Linked DNA regions of Homo sapiens: region 2 is linked to region 1. Evidence: read pairs that join two places in POLR2A ChIA-PET (ENCODE). Cell type or tissue: PC-9. All regions are shown on one strand. Links, peaks and the distances in the headings refer to the core of each region. The heading gives the core; the rest is flanking DNA.

Region 1 (11,268 bases), core at 2,063-10,062:
TAGTCCTCTATTTTTGTAACACCATGTTAATACTGGATGAGCAAGAATTATATTGGAAGTCTGTACTCCAAAGGGTGAGAACGTAAACCTCACAAAGATTCAGGGGCTTGCACATTAGTGGACTGGTAAGGACCCTGGTCCTAACCAGTCCACCTACCTCAGCCTCCCAAAATGCTGGGATTACAGGTGTGAGCCACCATGCCTGGCCCATTGTATATCTTTAAACTGTCCCTTTTGCCCATCTTTATATTGTTTTCTTAATGTCTTTTTCCCCTCGATTTTTAGAGCTCTTTATAAATTAGGGAGATTAGACCTTTGATAAAGATGGTGTATTATTTGTCTTTTCTTATTGTTTTACTTGTTTGTCTTTTCTTATTGTTTTTGCCATGCCAATGTTATTTTTATATAGTAAAATTTATCAATTGTTTCTTCTGTTGCACCTGCATTTTGAATCGGAATTAGAAAAAGCTTCTAAACACTGAGATTATTTTTTAAATTCTCATGTTTTTTGTAGCATCTGTATGGTTTAATTTTTTTACACTTAGATGTCTGATTCATTTGGAGTTCATTCTGGTGCACAGTGTGAGGCATGGATCCAATTTTATCTTCTCCAAATGGCCATCCAGTTGTCCCAACACCACTTATTGAAAGGGCTGGCTTTTCCTGCAAGATATAAGATACCATCTTTATCATACGCTAAATTTCCATATGTACTTATGTCTAATTCTGGACTTTCTATTTTTTTCCTAGTAGTCTTCCTGTTTACTTATTAGTTTTGATTAAAGATCCTTTATAATAATATTTGTTATTTGACAAGAACTCTTTCTTCTCACAGCTCTTCTTTTTGGGGGTTTTCATAACTCTTCTTGCATTTTTATTTTTCCGTATGAGCTCTGCAATCAATTTTCTAGAAAAAAAATGTGGTATTAAAAAAAAATAGCCAGATGTGGTGGCACATGCCTGTAATTCCAGCTACTCAGGAGGCAGAGGCACAAGAATCATTTGAACCTGGAAGGCAGAGGTTGCAGTGAGCCAAGATCGCACCACTGCACTCCAGCCCGGGCGACAGAGCGAGACTCAGTCTCTAAATAAATAAATACGTGGTATTTTTATTAGATCTTGTTAAAATTATATATTATCTTGAGGAGAATTAGACCTTTACGATGATGAGTTAGTCCCATCACAGAACAAGGGATGTCTTTTGCTTTGTTCAAGTCTACTTTTATGCCTTTAGGGAGTATCTTAAAGTTTTCCTCAGAGAAGTTTTGGTGGTTTTAGTGGTATCAAATAAAACACTTGACACTGCAGCAGATCAAAGCAAAAGCTTTGTTACAGAAAAAGTAATACTAGGAGGGAGGACAGAGCCAAGCAAATCATCACACTGACACCAGCTGCCAGACTCACAGCCCAGAGGGACAAGAGACGTGGAGCCAGACGGGCAACGAGCCAAGCCGGAAGTTGGCACCCACAGCACCTCCCCTGGAACTAAGCACCATCCTCATAGTACCTGGGCTTGTAAGACCCTCGGAATTCTAAAGTCGTTCTATGGGTGGTTATGTTGAGAGCCAAGTTTGTCTATTACATACCATGTTTTCTTATTCGTGACTATCTAACTCATTTATTCCATGCTTAGTGCCACGATATGGGATCAACAACTCCCTAAGGTATTATGTTGGAGTTCCCACACAATTCACACTTTTCTTCTTAGTTTGTTCCTAAATATTTTATGCTCTTTAGTTTGTATAATAAGTAAGGCTTTCTCTTTTATTATCTTCTCTAACTGGTTATTGTTTATATAAATATAAATGTATATTTGCCTATTTATATTTCTATATTATTTAATCTATACATAAAATAATGCATGCATACGCACAGAATTATTTTGCTTGTTTTAGTTTTATCATTACAACTTTTGAGTTTTCCAGATATTCTATCATGTTATCTACAAATAGAGTTTTACTTTTTTCCCTGTCAATTTGTATTCCTCTAATAGTTTTCTCTTGTCTAGTTGTATTGATTAATATCTCGATTGTGTTAAATAATAGTAGTGGATATATAGGCTTCTTTGCCTTTTTTCTGATCTCATGTGTTTATCTATTAAGATGCTGACTTTCCTAATATGTACATTTATTATATATGTTTACATCCTTATATATACATTTATTGTATTAAAATGAATTCTTACATTGGCATTGTGTGGAAAGTTAAAAAGACAAGGAAAAGGCCCGGCACGGTGGCTCATGCCTGTAATCCCAGCACTTTGGGAGGCCGAGGCGGGCAGATCACGAGGTCAGGAGTTCGAGACCAGCCTGGCCAACATGGTGAAACCCCGTCTTTACTAAAAATACAAAAATTAGCCAGGCATGGTGGGTGCCTGTAATCACAGCTACTAAGGAGGCTGAGGTAGGAGAATCACTTGAACCCAGGAGGCTAAATTTTGTATTTTTAGTAGAGATGGAGTTTTGCCATGTTGGCCAGGCTGGTCTCGAACTCCCGACCTCAGGTGATCCACCTGTCTCGGCCTCCCAAAGTGCTGGGATTACAGGCCTGAGCCACTGTGCCCAGCCAATTGTCCTCTATTTTTATAACACCGTATTAATACCGGATGAGCAAGAATTATATTGGAAGTCTGTACTCCAGAGGGTGAGAACTTAAACCTCATGAAGATTCAGGAGCTTGCACATTAGTGGATTTGTAAGGACCCAGTGGTCTAGGGTCTGTCATCCCCTCCAAAGTAAAAGGTAAATCTTTTGCAGTGGCCTTATCAACCTCTTTCCCCTTTCAAAATTCTACTTTCCCCTCTGAATAGCTGGTACGATGTGAGTGTCTTCTTATAAGTGTCTGATGTAAACTGGGTGAGGATCAGGATCAATCTATATGTGAAATATTAGCAAAACTTTGAAAAATTTTTGATGACATGGATAAAAGAAAACCAAAAGCTCTAATATTTTCTTCTTGTATTCCAGTGGATTGACTTTTGAGCCTCATATTTGGAAGTCAAATGAATAAATTATTACTTTTATTTTATTTTATTTTATTTATTTATTTTGAGGGGGAGTTTCACTCTGTCACCCAGGCTGGAGTGCAGTGATGTGACCTCGGCTCACTGCATCTTATACCATCCATCATCCAAAAGGAAACATAGAGATACTGCCTTGGTCCATCTATCAAGTGATAGGAAATGCTGTCAGCTTTCTTGGAATGAGGCACTGCCTGGGAAAGGATTCTGCAGAAAGTCCAGGCTGGGCATGAGTAACTCTGCTACCTGGACCATGTGACACAGAGGATCCTATAGCATGAGAGGCATTTATGGAAGGAAAGACATATTGAATCTATTACAAGCCCCAGTAGGGGGATCACAATGTAGACACCTAGAGCTCTGGAGCAAGTCATGACATGTGCAGCAGAAATTTACAGCATTTGGAAAATAGTTCCTAGTGGGTGACTTGGCCCTGGTAGAGACAGAGCCTCTGATCTTGCCAACCATGGAACATCAAGTGACTATGTGGCAAGAGCTGCTGCATTACATTTCTACTGTTGTGTAACAGATTATTGTAAATGTAAGGGCTTAAAAGAGCACACATTTATTTGTTCACAGTTATGCAGGTCAGAAATCCAGAATGGCTCAACTGGGTTCTCGGCTCAGGATGTTACAAGGCCAAAATCAAGATATTGGCCAGGCTGGGCTCTTATCTGGAGGCTCTAGGTGAGAATCTGATTCCAACTTCATTCAAGTTGTTGGCCAAGTTCAGTTTCTTGTGGTTGTAGGACTGGAGTCCTCATTTTCTAGTTGACTATCAACAGAAGGCCTCTCTCAGCTCTTAAGGCCACTACACTCCCTCTCAAGTGGCTCCACCATCTTCAAGCAAGCAACAATGCATCAAATTCCGCTTATACTTGAAAGAGACTTGAACCCACCACTAGAACCTTTAGAGTAAATCCAGCACACTCACTGTTCCTCACAATCTAAATGATATAACTCCTATGCTTAGAGAATTGGCTCCTTCTCTGTTTATTAGCAGGCTGTGCTTGAGCAAGTCAAGCTATCTAATCTCTCTGTTTTAGTTCCTGATCTAAAAAAATAAAGGTATAACACCTTATAGGGCTGTTGTGAACATCAGTGAAATAACACTTATAAAGTACCTGACACATGGAGATGCTCAGTTAATGAAAGCAGTCAAAACCAGCACCTCTACCACCACCACCACCACCATCATCATCATCATCATCATCATCAGAACAATGAAGACATGAACAATGCTGTTTTAGGCCTCTTTGGCCTAGAGAATGACAAGCCTTTGGTAAAATAACAATGGAAATGAAAATAGTTTGGGGCTCCAAATCCTAATGTATCTGAATTCCTGGGATCCCTGGAGACCCAAGTTCCATTAAAGCATCATGGGTGGTATGTGTTTGGTGGCCCTCTTAGTTTGTTTTTTGTTGCTTATAACAGAATACTGAAACTGGGGAATCTATAAAGAAAGAGAATTTATTTCTTACAATTATGGAGGCTGAGAAGTCCAAGGTCAAGGGGCTGCATCTGGCAAGGGCCTTCTTGCTGGTGAGGACTCTCTGCAGAGTCCCTAGGCAGTGCAGGACATCGCTTGGGAAGGGGGCTGAGTGTGCTAGCTCAGGTCTCTCTGCTTCTTCTTATAAAGCTACCAGTTCCACTCTCATGATAACCCATTAATTCATTAACCTGTTCATAAGGCCCAATCACCTCTTAAAGCCCTACCTCTCTAAATACTGCCACGTTTAGGATTAAACTTCAACATGAGTTTTGGAGGGGACAAACATTCAAACCATAGCACCCTCATTGGTTTTGCATATGGTAAATTAGTGGCCATTCAAATCATTCTACTTTTCTCGTCTTAATTGATAGCTGTTCTTCTGACATTGTTGGGATGAGGTAGGCTCCCTGCTTTGCACTCCCACAGCAACAAGAACTGCCCTCATCACCACCCTGTCTTCTAATTGCCTCTTGCTGGCTACATATTCCATGAGACTGTGAGTGCTCTCTGAAGGTGAGTGTTTTTGTCCTACTCACCATTGTATTCCCTGGATATAACACAGCATATGATAGCATAGCAAGTGCTAATTAAATACTTGTTCAATACATGAATGAATGAATGTCTCCCAGCTCTTTTAATCATTATACCTAACAAGGCAGAAGGAATTAAGTGAATTAGGGGCATTATTAGTACATAGCAATTAAAAATGATAATTGTAACCATTATGTAGGAACTTAAGAAGACAATTATGTAAGAATGCCAAATGATAGAAAAGTTACTTAAACTCCTTTTGGCCACATCCAGAAAATGAGGCTAGCAGCATCTGTAATATTGGTTTGTTGTTATAATTAAATGAGAGAAAATAGGTAAAATATTTAGCATGGTGCCCAATATGAACATGTGTTTCATAAATGGCAGTCATTTTGTTGTTGTTTACAATAATAGTAGGTGAAAGAAAAAAACAGAATGAAAATAGTTATTTTAGAGCTTATAAAATGATAGCTCTATAATTCTACAACTTCAAAGTTTCTATAATTTCAAATTCTATTTCTATAAAAATAACTATCACAAATATTTCTATTTTGTCATTAAAGTCAAAGTGACCTGGGTTTATTACCAATTCTCTGAGCCCCGTTAATAAAGTAAAAATAAGTATTATATCGTACTTGCTTTATAGGTCTTCAGTCAATCAAATAAATTTCTAAATGTGAAAGTGACTTGAAAGTAGTCACCTACTTTTTTCCAGTTCTGTCCTGCCTTAGTTTTCCCCTCTGGTATCCTTGTGATGGGTGTACTGGCCACAAGGGAAATTCTGTACAAAAAGGGAGTCAGTAATTGGAGTGAAAATCAGTATGGGGTTGCCCATGACTTCAGAGAGTCAGAGTGGCCAGCCCTAGAGAGGATCTAGGGAGCAAGCCCAGGGAGTGGGTTCCCACAAAGAGAACCTGGAGATGACTGGGAAGTGGAGACAAATCTACCGCGCTGGATTCTTGGTTTGGAAGGAAGACAGGAAGACCCAGGAATGTAAAATATATATACCCAAGGAGAGCATCCTCATACCACCAGGGCTCAACTGAGGCATTTTTTTGTTCAAAACTAGCTCTAGCTTCCCACTTCCCATACCTAAGCCACCCACAGGCCCCAGCCTATTATTAGTATTGGCAGTTTGGTTCCGAATGACATGAGCCTTTCTTTGACTCTATCCCCAGGCTAAGAAAAACACAGGTCTTGGCTGGTTAAATTCTGCATCTACAGAGTCATAGCAACTGATCAGCACCACGAAGGTTATTCCTGCTGCTGGATGTGTTGCTTTCTGGCTCCAGAAATAGCACGCATTCCTTGCCTCTGTGTGTTCTACCCACTCCCTCTGAGAATACACAGACAGAAGTTGGATCAGGGACCACTCATGCTAAATGTAAACAGTTGGGTGTATTTGGAGTCCTTTTGTTTTAAAAGTCCAGCAGCTTCTTTTGCACCTGTTGGCACAGTGTCAACTTTCTCTGTTTCATTCATGCTGCATGGGAGAGTCAATCATAGCTTCAATTACAAAGTCAACAACATTTGGGAAACCCTGCCAGGAAATTTCACTTAATCCTCATAAAAACTCTACATAATACAAGATAGGCATTATGCACATTTTAGGAACAAGAGAACTGAATTTCAAAGAAGTTCAAAAACTTGAACAGGAGCACACGGCAGAGCCAGGATTCAAAACTAGAGCTTTGGCCTACTGAAAGCCTGAACCTTTCTACAACACCAGATTATAAACATAGAATGTTGGGACTTTAAAGATTGCTTTGTAAGTTTATACTTTGAAGAACTACTGCTGCTCCAAGCATGTAAGAATAATAGATGAAATATGGGGAAAAAAGGTAATCTTTGCTCAAAAGCACAATGAACATCTCCATGGACTACTGAAAATGAACCTGAAAAACAAGATTTTTAAGCAAATGAAAAAATCTAACCCTAAGAAAAAAGCCAACAAAATCAAACAACAGGAAGAAAAATTTAATACAGATAAAATTAAAATAATAAGATTATCTGACAGATACTTTAAAATATGTTTAAGTTGCTCAAACTAAGAAATAATATGTATATAAGAACAAAATAAAGGTGAAATAGGCAGAAAAAAAGGGAACAGGTGAGTAATGAAAAAGAACCAAGTAGGAATCTTGGCAAAAAAATAAATAAACAAAAAAGAGTATTCCACTTTTGGCCTCGATGGATTAACAGAGACCGGATTTACCCTCTTGCCAGAAACAACAAGAAAAACAGAAAAACATGACACAATGGTTTTCAAGACACTTGACATTAGGAAACAAAGAACATGATCCCTGAACAATGGGAGACAAACAAGGTGAGCCCTGTTACTGCTACAGTTTACTGCCTTGAGAAGAGTTCCAGGGCACAATCTGGGGGTAGGGGGTGGCGGGGGCGGGTAGGGGGGTGGTAGGGTGTAGGCAACTAAAGCCCAGTAGCGTTTCTGATTTGAGGCGACAGAGCTGAGAATCTAGCAAGACCAAGACGCAAGTGTTCGCAGGACAGAGTACCAGAGGGGAGAGAACTGCACAGAGACTGAAACCCAGAGATCTCCAGAGGGTCCCTCTCAAATATCCAGCAGAGTACTAATCAGTGCACGTGTGTGAGGTCAGGAGAAAAATCATCTGAAAGGATCTGAGAGAACAGTGTTCAGCACTCACACAGGACCGGCAATAATACCTGTTCCCACCAGAGAGAATGGAAAAACTCCAAATTCAATGGGTAGTGTATTCAAGAAGATCTTGCCTTAGGAAGATCTTCTGAGGAGTAATTAGCCTAAGACTGAGTACTTCTCTGAGTCTGCCTTAAAAATCATAAAAGCAAGATCTAAAAGCATCAAACTGTTTCCAAGTAATAGTTGGAACAAAGTTCAATAAAGTTCAAGATTTACAGGGATACAAAATATCCAGTACCTAATAGGGTAAAATTCACAATGTCTGGCTTCCAGTCAAAGATTACTAGGCATGCAAAGAGGCAGGAAAACACAATCCATCATGGGGATAATAATCAATTAAAACCAACCCAGAAATGGCACAGATGTTAGAATTAGTAGAGGGCATTAAAACCATGATTAAAACTGCATTCCATATGTTTAAAAAGTTAAGTAGAAACATGAAAGATATATAAAAAGATCCAAATAGAACTTGTAGTGATAAAAATTACAATGATTGAGGAAAATAATAGACATGAATGTAGTTTCATCAACTCTAACAAATGTACCACTCTAGTGAAGAATGTTCACCAGATAATGGGGGAGGCTATTCATGTGTTGGGACAGGGAGTATGTGGGAAATCTCTGTACTTTCCTCTCAATTTTGCTTTGAATCTAAAACGTCTCTAAAAACAACATCTTTAAAAAACATATTCTATATATAACATATTTTATACAGAGAAACAAAGAAAAAGATGACAGCAGGTTTCTTGATTTCTCTTCAGAAACAATGCAAGTGAGAAGACTTGGAGTAACATCTTTAAAGTATTGAAAAAAAGTTGTTGACCTATAATCCCACGTCTAGCAAAAATAACTTCCAAACGAAGATAAAATAAAGTCATTTTCAGACACAAAAGTTGAAATAATTTATCACCACCAGACCCATACTATAGGAGATGTTAAAGCAAGATCTTCTAAGGTCACTCAACCAATTAGGAGCACAGCCAGGATTTGAAAACAATAAAATTAACCACAGCAAACATTCAACAAACATTGGCTTATGGAATAACGAAGGACACTCACTTAACCTTCACAACACCCATATAAGGTATGCATGACTTGGCCTTACATTATAGATGAAGAAACTGAGGCCTGGGAAGGTGAAGAAACTTAGCTTAGGGCACACACATGCCAAGGTTCAAGTTCAGGCTTGTCTGAATTTGGAGGGTGTGATCTTTTCCTCGTATGCAAATCTCTTGGGGGCACCAGCAATAAGTGGACCAGAGGGTCCAGCCTCTCTCTGGGAGGGTCCTGGCATCTGGAGATCTCTGTCTGGGCAGCTAAGAGCCCAGATCCTTAGATGGTCAACCTGAATCCTCAGGCTGAGGGAGTCAGTGAAGGAGTAAGTGAAAAGTTGAGACCACTATCCAACAGGTCTGGGGCATGCAGGTGAGCCCAGGCCCCACAAGCTGGAACCATGAAGGAGCTCGTGAAAGTTACTCCCATCCCACAAGAGCAGCTCATCCCACTGGTCTCAGCTCTACCTCTCTAACACCCCCGAAAAAGGGAAGCCAACTCCAACAACACCTTGGTGTCCCTGGAGGTAGTGCTTCCTGCATTCCACATCCCACTGACAGATTGTTGGCTTCCTTTGATGACCCTAATAAAATGTACCAGTAATTATTTATTTTGTCTTAGGAGTGCAAAAGGCTTATTGGGGGAAAAAAAAGGAAACAAACAAAATAATAATTTGCTTTGCCTTAATTAAGAACTCCTGCTTGGAGGCAGTAAAGGAATGACCCTCCATGGCCTGATGATCAAACTCAGGGTAAAAGCTCTTGGCTCTCCACCCACTCCTAGTCTCCATGCCTCTGAACTCTCCATGACACCTTCTCTCTATTAGGTGCTGGACAAGACCTCCCTCACTGCCTTCTGAGGTTTGTTTTTACAACAGTAAGAGCTTCCATTTACTGAAAGCCCACCCTGGGCCAGGCCCCATACCAAGCAAATGACCTGCTCTCTCGCTGATTCCTCATGGCCACCCAGAAGAGTGCCATTATTGTGTCTACTCAGAGATTGGGTGGCTTTCCCAAAGTCACACAGCAAGTAAGTGGCAAAGACTCAAATTGCATGTACTTGCTTCTGAGCCACACTGCCTTAGTCAGCTGAGAGTGAGCCAGGAGACCCCCAAAAGTCAGACAAGGACCCTGCCTTGAGTCAGATATTCCTGGGATGAGACAGGAATTGAAAGTCAGAGTCAACTGCCTTCCCTCTGGGCCCTCTGGCACAGTGATTACCCTCATAAGTCTGGAGTCCAAAAGGCACGGGGTCAAATCCAGGCTGCTTCCAGGTTGCATGGCCTTGGGCAAGGTACTTAAGTTCTCCAACTCTCAGTTTTCCCATTTGTGAAATGAAATAACACCTATCGTACAGTTTAGACTCATAGGGCTGGAACTGAGTCAACTCAGGCAGCAGTGGTGTCAAGGGCGCCCTGTGAACAGGCCACAGCATAGCAGGCCTGAGCAGGAACTCTGGAGACTGACTTCTTGGGTTCAAATTCCATCTCTATCACTTATCAACTGTCTGACTTCAGGCTGGTAATGTGGCCTTTCCAAGCCTCGGTTTCTTCATTTACTAAAAAAAAAGAAAATGGGAAACTGCTTCTTCTCCTTCCCTCTCCTTTCCTTGCTGAACAATTCATGGGGGTGGGGACTGGGGAGGATAACACTGCAGTGACCCAGAGTGAGGGTGTTGGAGTCTGTGGAGGGTGAGGAGGCATCCATTTGGGAGGTGGCAAGTCATGGGAATCAGAATGGGAAGAGGACAAAGCAGTTGTCCCATGGAGGGGCAGCCCAGCACGAAAGGTAAGAGACCAAGTGGGGTGAGAAGGGAATCTGCTGGTGTGGGGAAGTGGTGGCCCAATATGGAGAGTCATAGAACGGGTGGGGCAAGGAGAACATTCATTGGGAGGGGCAGAGGCCCAGCCTAGCATGGGTGTCAGAGTCCAAGTGGAGTGAAGAGGGCGTCCACATGTGGGGAGGCTGAGTTCCCGAGCTGATGAGAGCATCTATGCGTAGGTGACAGGTGGCCTGGAATGGGGGATTTGGGGCCCAAGCGGAGAGGAGAGTGTTTGATGAGGGAAGGATTAGTGGAGGACATGGACATTGGTCACATACAGAGGGATTAATCAAAGAAGGCAACACATTCAGGATAATGAAACCAGAATTCTTGCCACTGGAGAAATGGGCTGCAAAGATGTAAAGGGAGAAAATGAGAATAAATTCTATGGTGTGAAACTGGAACTGGAAGTTTCAGTGTGAATTTATTTCTGTATGTATTTTATCTATATTTATTTCTTATATAGAGAATATAAATAAATCTAGAAGTAAATATGTATCATTTATGTGTACTTTTTTGAAGATTTTTGAAATAAGCACAAACTTACAGAAACTTTGGAAGTACAAGTAACTTCTTTTCTTCCATTTGAGAGTAAGAAGCTGACCTGATGCCTCATTATTCCTGAACACTTTACTGACTTTTTTTTTTATTTTGGAGGTTGGTGGGGTA
Region 2 (11,268 bases), core at 1,963-9,962, 750 kb after region 1:
TGTTGGATCAGAACTGTGGTCTCCATGGATGAGGCCTTAAAGCTGGAGCCATAGCAAGAGCCTGAGGGCCCTTATTGCTTGTTGAGTCTTGTGTTTTCCAGAGTGTGGCATGAGAGATTATTTTAGGTGGTACACATTATTATTTAGGTTTGCTTAAATATATCTGTTTTAACAGCATTTAGCATATAATAGAAAAAACATAACTAGCATGAGTTCATGATATAATTATTTAAAATAAAGTTGAATTTAATAAAGCTGATTTAAAGATGGTCTAAAGTAAAGTACTAAGTGAATAAGGGTACAGCAGTTAAGAAGCTAGGGTAAAAGCTGTGCAGGTGGTATAAGAATGCTTGAAGCTTGGGAAATGCTTCTCTACCCCCTCCTTCTGCCGCACCACATTTTATAGCTAAGGACACTTGAGGCTCAGAGAGGATTGGGGAGTTGGGGATTTGGGGATTTGTCAAATTCAAGTGATAGTGATAGCCTTGCCCTTTACTGAGCCCTTGCTGGGCAGTGCTAAGCAGCTGACACTTGTTGCCTCATTTTCATTAGGGTCTGGGATGGGACTGGAATCCAGGCCTCTTTAGAGGTAGGCTTTTCTACTGTCCTCCCCTGGGCCTCTGGCTGCCAAGTGGCCTTTGGCAAGCCCAGTGATGTCCTTTCTTCTCCACTGAGCAGTGGGGCATCCTGGGAAGAATCCAGGCCTGGCTCTCTAGATCTGGCTTGCCATTGTACCCCTGCCATCATCACACACAGTGTGACTCCTCCTCTCTCTCTCTCCTCTCTCTCTGGAGAGAAAGAGAAAAGGAGATAAGATCACAAAAGCAATTTTAGAAGCTTTGTGCAAGTGCCAGGTGTGCTGAGGCCCCTCTGCTGGATTCTAACTTGTTCTCAAATTGGAAAGGGTCTTCTCCAGCCCTTCAAGATCAGATTATTATCAGTAGCTGAGATAGGACCACTGGGCGGGAAGGGAGGGAGCAGGAGACCTCACTCATCAGGTCATGTGCATGGCTAGACAGGGAGAAAAAGCCCCCTTTGTACAGCAAGAGAAGGGTGATTTCGGTCAAGCTTTCAGTGTTAGTGAACTCTAACCACAACCACAGTGGCTTGGAAAGCAATGTCTTGCTGACGGCAGGCAGCCAGCAGTCTCAAAGAGCTAAGGGAGTGAGGGATGGAAGAGAGACACCTTGTTTGATGTACTTACTCTTTTTGGTTGAGCTTAAGCTCAGGGTCATCAATCAAAAGGGACAGGTCGTTGGGGCCCCAGGGGATAGCTATATGGGTCGCCAGTGGGAGCTCTTCAAATGATTTGTCTAAAGTAAGTTTTGCTGAGCAAAAAGGTTGTTGCCTTGGTCTTGGGTGGGTGGAGCCGGTTTGATTTCCCACCCTACTGCCCTTTGCCTCTAGGACCACCGCTGCTGTATGCCTTACACCCCCATCTGCATCGCCAAAGCTGTGAAGAATTCAGCTGAGTCAGAAGGCATGAGGCGGGCTCACGTGAGTAGAGGAGCTGGTGCAGAAGATGGGATGTGAGGTGGTCAGAAGGCCCGGCTCCTTCACCTCCTCTGTGGCATTGAGCCTGGCACAAGGTTAGAATCTCTCTGAGCCTCAGCCTCCTGGCCTTCCAGGAGGAGTTATTGAGGGAATGAAATAAAATACTTGATGGATTAGATCTTTACAAAGTATAATACACAATACAAAAGGAGATATTGATGTTCACAGTGTAGATGATGGTGATGACGTGATGCTGATGAAGAAAGATTTTGGGCCCAGAGGTGGCTTTTGATAGTGGCCTGTTTTTTCCTGGCCCCTGTAGGGTTCTTAACCTTTAAGTTAACCTTTTGGAGGAGCTCCCTGTGCTCTGAGGTGGGGCCCTTCCTGATTGTACCTGAACTACTGAATAGCAGAGGAGCCTTTCCCTGATAATGGGAGTTGCTGCACACACCAGCTTCCCAGAAATGTCCACATGTAAAGCTCTGGTTGCTGATGATGTGTGGCCCTGCAGGTACAGCCTTCTCAGTATTGCATTAGGGCTAGGCTCTGAATCTGGTCACGTGATTTTCAGTGATAACTTAAAAAATGTCTCCATTGTTTGCACAGATTAAAGATGCTGTTGCTCTCTGTGAACTCTTTAACTGGCTGGAGAAAGAGGTTGGTTCTTAGTCTTTGTTTAATATGTGGATATACATTATTCAGACCTACCTATATGTGATTCTAACTCTAGCATCTCCCATGCTCTGCTGACCATGAGATCTGAGATCTTCATCAAATTTTTGGGCTCTATTTTAATAATTCTCTCTGGAAATTTGGTGTGTGTAGATTTCAAAATTCCTTAATTATGAAAATAGTAACAAGAATGAAGAAAAGTTCCATAATAGAGTGGATGCTTTTTGGGTTAGGGAATCATAACTAAGTGGAATTTCATTATAAGGAAAAATGAGTCTTATAATATTATTATAGGCAAGCTGATTGTATTAGGAGAAAAAGATCTTTGTGTACATTTTGAACTTCAGTTTAAGCCTTGAGCCTTTTTATATTAAATTGACTCTTGGCCATTAATTTCTTGCTCTAGTTGACAAGAGGGTGGTTTCTCTGTGGTGTTATTAAACAATATCATGTTCCCTTTAAGTATTGTATAAACAACTCTTTAATTGGGAAAAGAAAATATTGTCTTTATTCCCACTAGTGTAACTTTTTCCCTCATGTTTCCTTCTGGTGATTGTTCATCTATGTAAATTATTATTATTATTTTATTTTATTTTATTTTTTGAGACGGAGTCTCACTCTGTCACCCAGGCTGGAGTGCAGTGGTGTGATCTCGGCTCACTGCAACCTCTGCTGCCCAGGTTCAAGAGATTCTCCTGCCTTAGCCTCCCAAGTAGCTGGGATTATAGGCGCCTGCCACTGCGCCTGGCTAATTTTCGTAGTTGTAGTAGAGATGGGGTTTCACCATCTTGGCCAGGCTGGTCTTGAACTCCTGACCTTGTGATCCACCCACCTCGGCCTCCCAAAGTGCTGGGATTACAGGCATGAGCCACCATGCCTGGACTTTATGTAAATTATTATTATTACATTTTTATTATTTTTTTTTATTTTTGAGACAGAGCCTTGCTCCATCGCCCAGGCTGGAGTGCAGTGGAGCGATCTCGGCTCACTGCAAGCTCCGTCTCCTGGGTTCACGCCATTCTCCTGCCTCAGCCTCCCGACTAGCTGGGACTACAGGCGCCCGCCACCATGCTTGGCTAATTTTTTGTATTTTTAGTAGAGACGGGGTTTCACTGTGTTAGCCAGGATGGTCTCGATCTCCTGACCTTGTGATCCGCCCGCCTCGGCCTCCCAAAGTGCTGGGATTACAGGCGTGAGCCACCGTGCCTGGCCGTAAATTATTTTTAAAAATATAAATTATTTTTACATGTCTCTTAGTGTGCAGATAAATTTTTTTTCTTTTTTTTTTTCTTATTTTGAGATGGGGTCTCATCTGTTGCACAGGCTGGAGAGTAGTGGTGTGATCACAGCTCACTGCAGCCTCAGCCTCCCCAAGCTCAGGTGATCCTCCCACCTCAGCCTCCCGATTAGTTGGGACTACAGCCCACCTGATTTTTTCTGATTTTTTTGTAGAGATAAGGTTTTGCCATGTTGCCCAGGCTGATCTGAAACTCCTGGGCTCAAGCGATCCACCTATCTTGGCCTCCCAAAGTGCTAGGATTATAGGTGTGAGCCATCACACCTGGCTTAGATATGATTTTGTGTTTTATTTTATTCTCTTAGAATCATAGTGTGAACATTTTCCATGTACATTGAGGCCTTAAAAAAGGATCCAAATGAAAACTGCATCTAGTGGCTCTTCTGATTTACTAACCCAGTCCTCCTATTTTTAAATGTTTGGGTTGTTTTTAATTTTTTGCTGTTATCAGTAATCCTGCAATAATCTCTCCGCATTTATCTTTTTTATTTCTCTAGAATGATTTTCTTACGATGATTTCTTAGGAGGGGATGCTTTTGAATTTTTAAACTTAGATATGTTGTTTTGGGAGGTTTTAGGATAAAATACTGAAGCACAATAGTTGAGTGAAAAATTAAATGAATAGAAACTATTGGATTTTAGATAGCTTTGGTGAGAGCCTTTGGGAGTTCTCCCTTGCTAAAGATGTGTCCTGTAGATTGGTCAGTTGGGATGAAGCAATTGAGGAAAAAGTGAGCTTTTAATGTACCTCCTCTAATTTGTAAGAGGCACACATGAATTTATCTCACCAGATGATTTATAAGCAATTTTCTCATAGGTTCCCAAAGGTGGTGTGACAGAGATCTCAGCTGCTGACAAAGCTGAGGAGTTTCGCAGGTAAGGATCCATTTGGGGGGACCCAGGAGCCTCGTGCTGATTTTCTTGCTAGTTGAATGAGGCTGGAAGGGCCCTGAATCTTAGCACAGTAAAAACCTTTAAGCCACTCTGCTTTCTGTCTTTCTGTTACAGGCAACAGGCAGACTTTGTGGACCTGAGCTTCCCAACAATTTCCAGTACGGGACCCAACGGCGCCATCATTCACTACGCGTAAGGCATGCGGAGGAGCATGCTGCCTGGCCTTGCTGCTTCTGCACAGGAGCCTGAGCAGGGGAGAGACATTATTTTACCAGAGGCCTCTGTGCCCACCTTCATCTGTCTGTTGAGACTGTAAAATGAAGGGAAATAAGACTTCTAAGATTTTATTTTCTCCCAATCCCCAAGCCTCTGCCTTTTGGGAGCCTCTTCTTAGGCTCAGTATGGCACTGGCATTCTCTGCAGGGTAGTCAGATGGGTGTCCCTCTTTCCTTTTTGAAGCTGCAGGAACTGTATGCATAGCCCTTGCATCTTGATGACTAAGTTTTTTTTTTTTTGGAGACAAGGTCTTGCTCTGCTGCCCAGGCTGGAGCGCAGTGGTGCCATCACAACTCACTGCAACTTTGAACTCCTAGACTCAAGCAATCCTCCTGCCTCAGCCTCCTGAGTAGCTGGGACTATAGGCATGTGCTACCACTCCTGGCTAATTTTTAGATTTTTTTGTAGAGATGAGGATCTTGATGTGTTGCCCAGGCTTGTCTCGAATTTCTGGACTCAAGCAATCCTCCTGCCTCAGCCTCCTAAAGTGCTGGAATTACAGGTGTGAGCCACTGTGCTTGGCCCATGACTGGAATTTTTGAGTAGTTTTCTTTCTTGGTAACAGCAGCTGTTTTGTACTAGTCCATACATCTTGTGAGCTCCATCAGTTCCATACCAAAAAAAAACTTAGTAGTAGGTTGTGAGGCAACCTGTTTTGGGTGGAGAGATAATCAGTACCCTCTCTTCCTGTCCCCCTGAGCCTGAAGCCTGGCATCCCAGTATGTGGTTTTTTTACCACGTGGTCTACAAGAACCCATGGACCCACAGGGCCGAGCCTCCCTTCCTTGTGAGACAGAGGGGCACTGATATGTCTAGGACTGACAGATCTTCCTGTGGAGATGGGGGGAAATGTCATTAGGTGTGGCCATTGGGCTTCAGCCTCAGCTCTGCCTGGTTCAAACCGCTTTGCTTTGCACTGGGTATTTTGAGTTCTGTGCATCCCCATCTGTTACATGCACAGCCAACAAAAGAACACTGTGCTTGGGCACACACTTTTTTCCCCCTTTTAATAATTGTTTTTAGAGCTTTTAGTCTTGGGGCAGATTTTGAAGCTGTGTGTGGGAGACAGTCACAGATGGGACAGTACAGTTTCCTCACTTAATGCTTCTGTTCCAGCATAAAAATATCAGAGGGACTTCAGTTTTTGTTTAACTCAGGATGAATTTCCTGGCTGGATACTATCCTAGAATTTTCCGTATAATTAAAACATTAAACAGTTTCATGCCAGTGGAAGAAATTTGCCTCTGCGTTGGCATTTCTTCATTGTGGGTGGTTGGAAGCCTGTTTAGAGGCGGGGTTCTGGAGGTACTGGTTGTCTTTTTTAGTTGTTCAGCTTGTGTGTGGACTGGTGCCCTTATTGCTGAAGAGGGGGTGGTACCTGGAAATGGAGGACAACCTCACTTCAGCTGCAGGGCAGAGACTTGGAGTGCTCTCATCCCTTTGGGTGTTTCCCAGTGCAGTGATATTGTTTTGAAAACGGTGTGGGGAAAGAGATCACTTTTTGAAAATACCTCATGTTTGTTTGAAGCAGAAGAATATCGTGATCCATTCCTTTTCCCAGCAAAATTCCTTTAGTTTTTCTCCCAAGTTGAGACATCCACTCCTGCCTGTCTAGCAGTCTGGGGAGCGAGTGGGGAGGTACCTGCTGGGGTCAGGGCTGAAGGAGGGGCCTGGAGGCTGAGGCAGGGGCCTGGGGCTCCCAGAGACAAGCAAGGCTGCAGTGACTCCAGGCTGCTCCTGTCCCAGTTCCCAGGACTCTAGCTAGGTCCTGTTGCATCTAATCGTTCTCATTTTTTTAGCTTTTAGAATTATCTCTTGAACACCTATTTTGTTTCAGACACAAACAGAGGTAGACATAAAGAAATGTGTTACTTTTCCTTTGTTGAGCTCTTTATCTCAGCTGGGGAGATAGGTTGATTGGATCTTTGAAAAGTAGAAGTTTAATATTAGTTGAAATAATTCATTATTGCATAACTTTCTATTTTGATATAATTTCAGGCTTATGTAAGTTGCAAGAATAGTACAAAGAGCTCTTGTGTGTCCTCCTCCCAGATTCACTAAGTGTTTACATTTGTGGAATAATTAATTTTTAATTAACTTTGTTAGGCCAGTCCCTGAGACGAATAGGACCTTGTCCCTGGATGAGGTGTACCTTATTGACTCGGGTGCTCAATACAAGTAAGTAAACCAGGACTGCTGTGGAACTTGACTATGGATTCGAGGCAGTGGAGAAGGTGGACAGCTGAGCTCCAGCTGAGAGCACTCAGCTGGTCATCGCCCTCTGTGCTGGCCACTAATGGAATCGTTCCTGTGTCTTGTCATTTTTTTCACCCCTATTTGAAATAGCCCAGTTGTGACTCTGTTCTCACAAAAGACTGTTTGATAGAAATGTTACAGTCCTTGGCTGGAAGTTTTAAAAATATAAGTAAACAACTGTGAAGTAAAGCAAGCTTTTGGAACCGTTGAAAGTTTTCCACCCCAGCCCATGAACCGCCTGCCGGTTCCCTGTACTCTCAGCTGCCCCAGGGCCTTATGAAGTAAGGGATTAATTTTGAATGAATAAATGAGAAATGAGGGCTGCCCCCACATTTCTGAATTTCTTTCTCCATGTTTTGCTGCTTTCACGGCTATCATCTCTGGAACAAAGTTTCTCAGAGAAGAACCCAAGATTTGGTTGGGTCTTGATACGGAACCCAAAAGAAGGAGTAAGAATAGACCCTGTCTGCATTAAGAGGGCACGAGCAAGGCCTTTTTTTTGAGACAGAGTCTCACTCTGTAGCCCAGGCAGGAGTGCAGTGGCGTGATCTCGGCTCACTGCAAGCTCTGCCTCCTGGGTTGCAGCCATTCTCCTGCCTCAGCCTCCCAAGTAGCTGGGACTACAGGTGCCCGCCACCACGCCCGGCTAATTTTTTGTATTTTTAGTGGAGACGGGGTTTCACCATGTTAGCCAGGATGGTCTCGATCTCCTGACCTCGTGATCCGCCGGTCTCGGCCTCCCAAAGTGCTGGGATTACAGGCGTGAGCCACTGTGCCCAGCCGAGCAAGACCTTTTAGTGCTGCTCCATTCCCCACTGAAGTTGGGACTATGGCTAAGGGAGGACCTAATTATTGAATGAGCTCAGCCAATTACGTGGCAACCATGCCTGGCCTTGGGACACAGGGGTGTTAATAATATCAGCCTAGAGCTAAGGATTGCTTGATAATGGTGTAAACTTTTCTTCACTTCTAAATTTTTAGCAGGATTCTAGAAGTTATCCTTTCTATGTCAGGGATATAGTCTAGTGTGTGTTAAGATATGTACTTGGATATTTTTAGGGTCTCTGTCCAGGAAACCCCCTGCTGTTCTAACAGGAGAAGTTGGGTTTTGGCCCTCTTTTGCTAGAGATGGGCTCCTGTTTTCTTTGCCTTCTTCTGTCTTGTTCATAACCCCAGTGATAGTGTCTCTCGTGAAACAGCCCTTATGCTGTAGACCAAGAATGCGTGTGTCAGGGGCTGACGTCACTCCCAGTTTATTTAGCCATCCCTGCATTCACACTTTGTTTCATTTTTTAAAATAACTTCATTGGGGTAAAATTTATGTACCATGTAATTCACCCACTTAAAATATACAATTAATTTTTTTTATATATTCACAGAGTTTTGCAGCCATCAGCACAATCAATTTTAGAACATTTTCATTACCCCAAAAAGAAACCTCATACCCAATAGCGGTCACTACCCCCTTTTCCACTACCCTGGAGAACCACTACTCTCCTTTCTGTATCTATGGATTTGCCTATTTTGGACCCTTCATAGAAATAGAATTGTATTATGTATGGCTTTCTGTGTCTGGCTTCTGTCATTTAGCACAATGTCTTCCAGGTTCATCCATGTTGCAGCATGTATCAGTATTCCATTTCTTTTTAATTACTGAATGGTATTGCACTGTGTGGATAATCCCCCATTTTGTTTATCCATTCATCAGTTGATGGACATTTCAGCTGTTTCCATCTTCTGGCTATTATGAATAATGTGGCTGTGAACCTTCATGTACAAGTTTTTGTGTGGATGTATGTTTTCAGTTCTCTTGGATATATAACTAGGAGTGGAATTACTGGGTCATATGGTGACTATATTTAACCTTTTAAGGAACTGCGAACTATTTGCAAAGATGGCTGTGCTATTTTACATGCCCACCAGCATTGTATGGGGCTTCTCACTTGTCCACATGCTTGCCTGTGTCATATTTGACTTAAAGCTTATTTTGACGGGAAACCAATTTGTCCTTTTTTTGGAAAGGGATGGCACCACAGATGTGACGCGGACAATGCATTTTGGGACCCCTACAGCCTACGAGAAGGTAAGGTGGAGGTAAAAAACTCAAGAGGTCCTCTCTGCTTTCTTAAGAAGAGCATTGCTTTTATGAAAAGGGATTGTATAAAGAAGTAAAAATTACATGTGGGGTAGTAAAATTGCTCCTTGCTGTGGAGTCAGGCTTATCTGCTTTACGAGGTTCATTTAACTAATTATTGGAATAAGACATTTGGAGAAATTTTTAAAGCATTCTGCTAAGGTTAGGGCAGCTCAGGTGTAAGTTTAAATATAATAGCTTTGGCCTTCTCTTGAGTCAGGAAATGCCTTTGAGGCTGGGGATGAGAGAGTGAAATACATGCTTTATAAGCAGTGCCTAGATTTGATTTTGAAGGCCACCCCCTTCTTTTTTTGAGATTCTTATTTACAGGCTTAACTCTCTGGAAACTTTCTGAAATGACAGACTCTATTAAGTTTCTGGTATGATTGGCATGGAAAGGGGAAAGAGAGCTGTGAGGCAGAGAGATGTGTACTAGGGGTCTGGAGACCTGGCTTCAGAGCTTCTGTGCCATTTACTAGCTCTGTGACGTTGAACAAAGCAGTCACCATCCATAAAAATGAGGATAAAAGGACCCACCTTCCCGGGTGGCTGTGAATTCCCATGAGCCCAGCAAGTTCCTGGATCATAGTCACTGCTCAGCAAATGCTGATTGAGCACCTAAGTGAATCTGTTTGTCCAAGAGAGCTCCTTCAGGAAGATTATCCAAGGAAAAGGGTTTTATGCAATGTAGTGGGGCAGGTTTCATTGTCTTGGTCCCTTGCCTTTTCCATTTGTATTCACCAGTGCCTTAGAAGAATTTGGACCTTGCGTCTAGGATTCTTTTGGTGTGACTCTTTTTGTGCTTTTCAAAGAGCTCAACCAGGCTGAGGAGCATGGAGTTTTAGTCCTGACTCTGCACCTTACTGGCAAGCTGCTACACTTCTGAGTAGCACTTCTCTTGTCCGGACAGTGGGGATAACCCCTGAAGATAGGATGGTGGTAGGGAGCACAGCTGTTGAAGCAAGAGTGCCTGGCTCCAAGGCCAGATGCTGCCACTTAGGCACTGTGTGATCTGGGCATGCTACTGAATCTCTCTGTGAAGCGAGGATAACAGTAGTGCCTCCATCGTGAAGTGTGGGATCAAACATACAGTGCTTAGAATAGTGCGTGGCACAGAGGATAGCTCAGTAATGTTAGCTAGGGTCATCAGTACTTTTTATTACTTTTCCATTCTTTCTAAGGCTCACATGATGGAGTATGTCAGAGTGTTCATTATAAAGTCATGTGGGGTCATCTCTCTGACAGTGCTCTTCTACTAAATTGAATTTCAAGATTTTCTGGGAAATTGGTCCCGTGGCCAGGCTTTTTTTCCACCAGATTTTTTTCTTTTTACTTACATTTTCTCTATGATATTGCTAAAAACTTTAGCAGGCAGGATTTTCTGAACTACCAGAAAACTACAGGATTAGACATCTGTCCCCATTCTGCAACATGCCCCTGGGTTTTCTTTGCAGGAATGCTTCACATATGTCCTCAAGGGCCACATAGCTGTGAGTGCAGCCGTTTTCCCGACTGGAACCAAAGGTAGGTGGTGCATTCTGTCACATGGCAGGCTCTTTTTCTTGTTTGAGAATCAAATATGTCTATGTTTGAGTGAAAGAACATGTCGTTCCTTCACTGTGAGGTCCCCATCCCACTTCAGGCCCAGCCAGGTGCTCATGGGGTGAGTCTCCATAACCCACTGACTGAGCCCAGAGGCCTCAGGGAGCCGGGTTAGGATTGGGCCCAGTACCCCCTGTGCACCATTCTCCTGACCACTTATGGTATTGGATGACACATGTGGATGGCTCCCAGGAGAGGACAAACCAGATATGAAGGTCACAGGGCCTGAGTGGAAGTTGGTGCAGCCTCCTGTCTGCCCTTTAGTACTGGGCCAGTGCTTCCTTTCGGGATTCTTAGGATTTATTTTACTGGGACCCTGACTTCAGCTATGTACTACTTTGCTTGAGGCCTGGTGGGTGGAGCATTGGACTGGGCATTGACAAGACCTGGGCTGCCTTGCTTTTGGGTAGATTAGACATGTACTCATCTCCCTAGGCCTCAGTTTCCTCATCTGTCATGCCTGCCTGTCTGCTTGCAGTCTGGTTAGAGTCTCATCTTTGTAATTCTGAAACCTTAGGGTCGCAGAGCTGGCAAGGGAACGTCCATGTCTGATACGGCCTCTGTGTGCTGTAGGTGTCTATCCCCGCTCACCAGCATCCTGAATGGATGATCGCCTAGCTTCAGACTGAGCTCTGATGGTTTC

Evidence for each region. ChIA-PET counts read pairs that join two places held together with the same protein. Peaks named below come from ENCODE experiments on the same cell type or tissue, not always from the same donor. Only the 100,000 strongest peaks of a DNase experiment are listed, where the experiment ranks them.
Region 2: POLR2A ChIA-PET joins it to region 1 with 9 read pairs; 2 of 35 experiments call an interaction of 5 or more read pairs at or near these places.

What each region holds. Positions count from the first base shown.
Region 1 is chr10:110,625,081-110,636,348 of GRCh38, reverse strand. No RefSeq gene overlaps it. Among named protein-coding and RNA genes, the nearest start is that of RBM20, 14 kb to the left of the region's middle. In PC-9, for the core only: no CTCF peak of the experiment used is centred there; a DNase peak (open chromatin) is centred at 6,408.
Region 2 is chr10:109,871,071-109,882,338 of GRCh38, reverse strand. It overlaps XPNPEP1 (X-prolyl aminopeptidase 1), which reads left to right. Exons shown (of 21, transcript NM_020383.4): 11 at 1,408-1,497; 12 at 2,101-2,151; 13 at 4,281-4,339; 14 at 4,472-4,549; 15 at 6,740-6,811; 16 at 8,912-8,972; 17 at 10,478-10,547. Among named protein-coding and RNA genes, the nearest start is that of XPNPEP1, 47 kb to the left of the region's middle. In PC-9, for the core only: no CTCF peak of the experiment used is centred there; no DNase peak of the experiment used is centred there.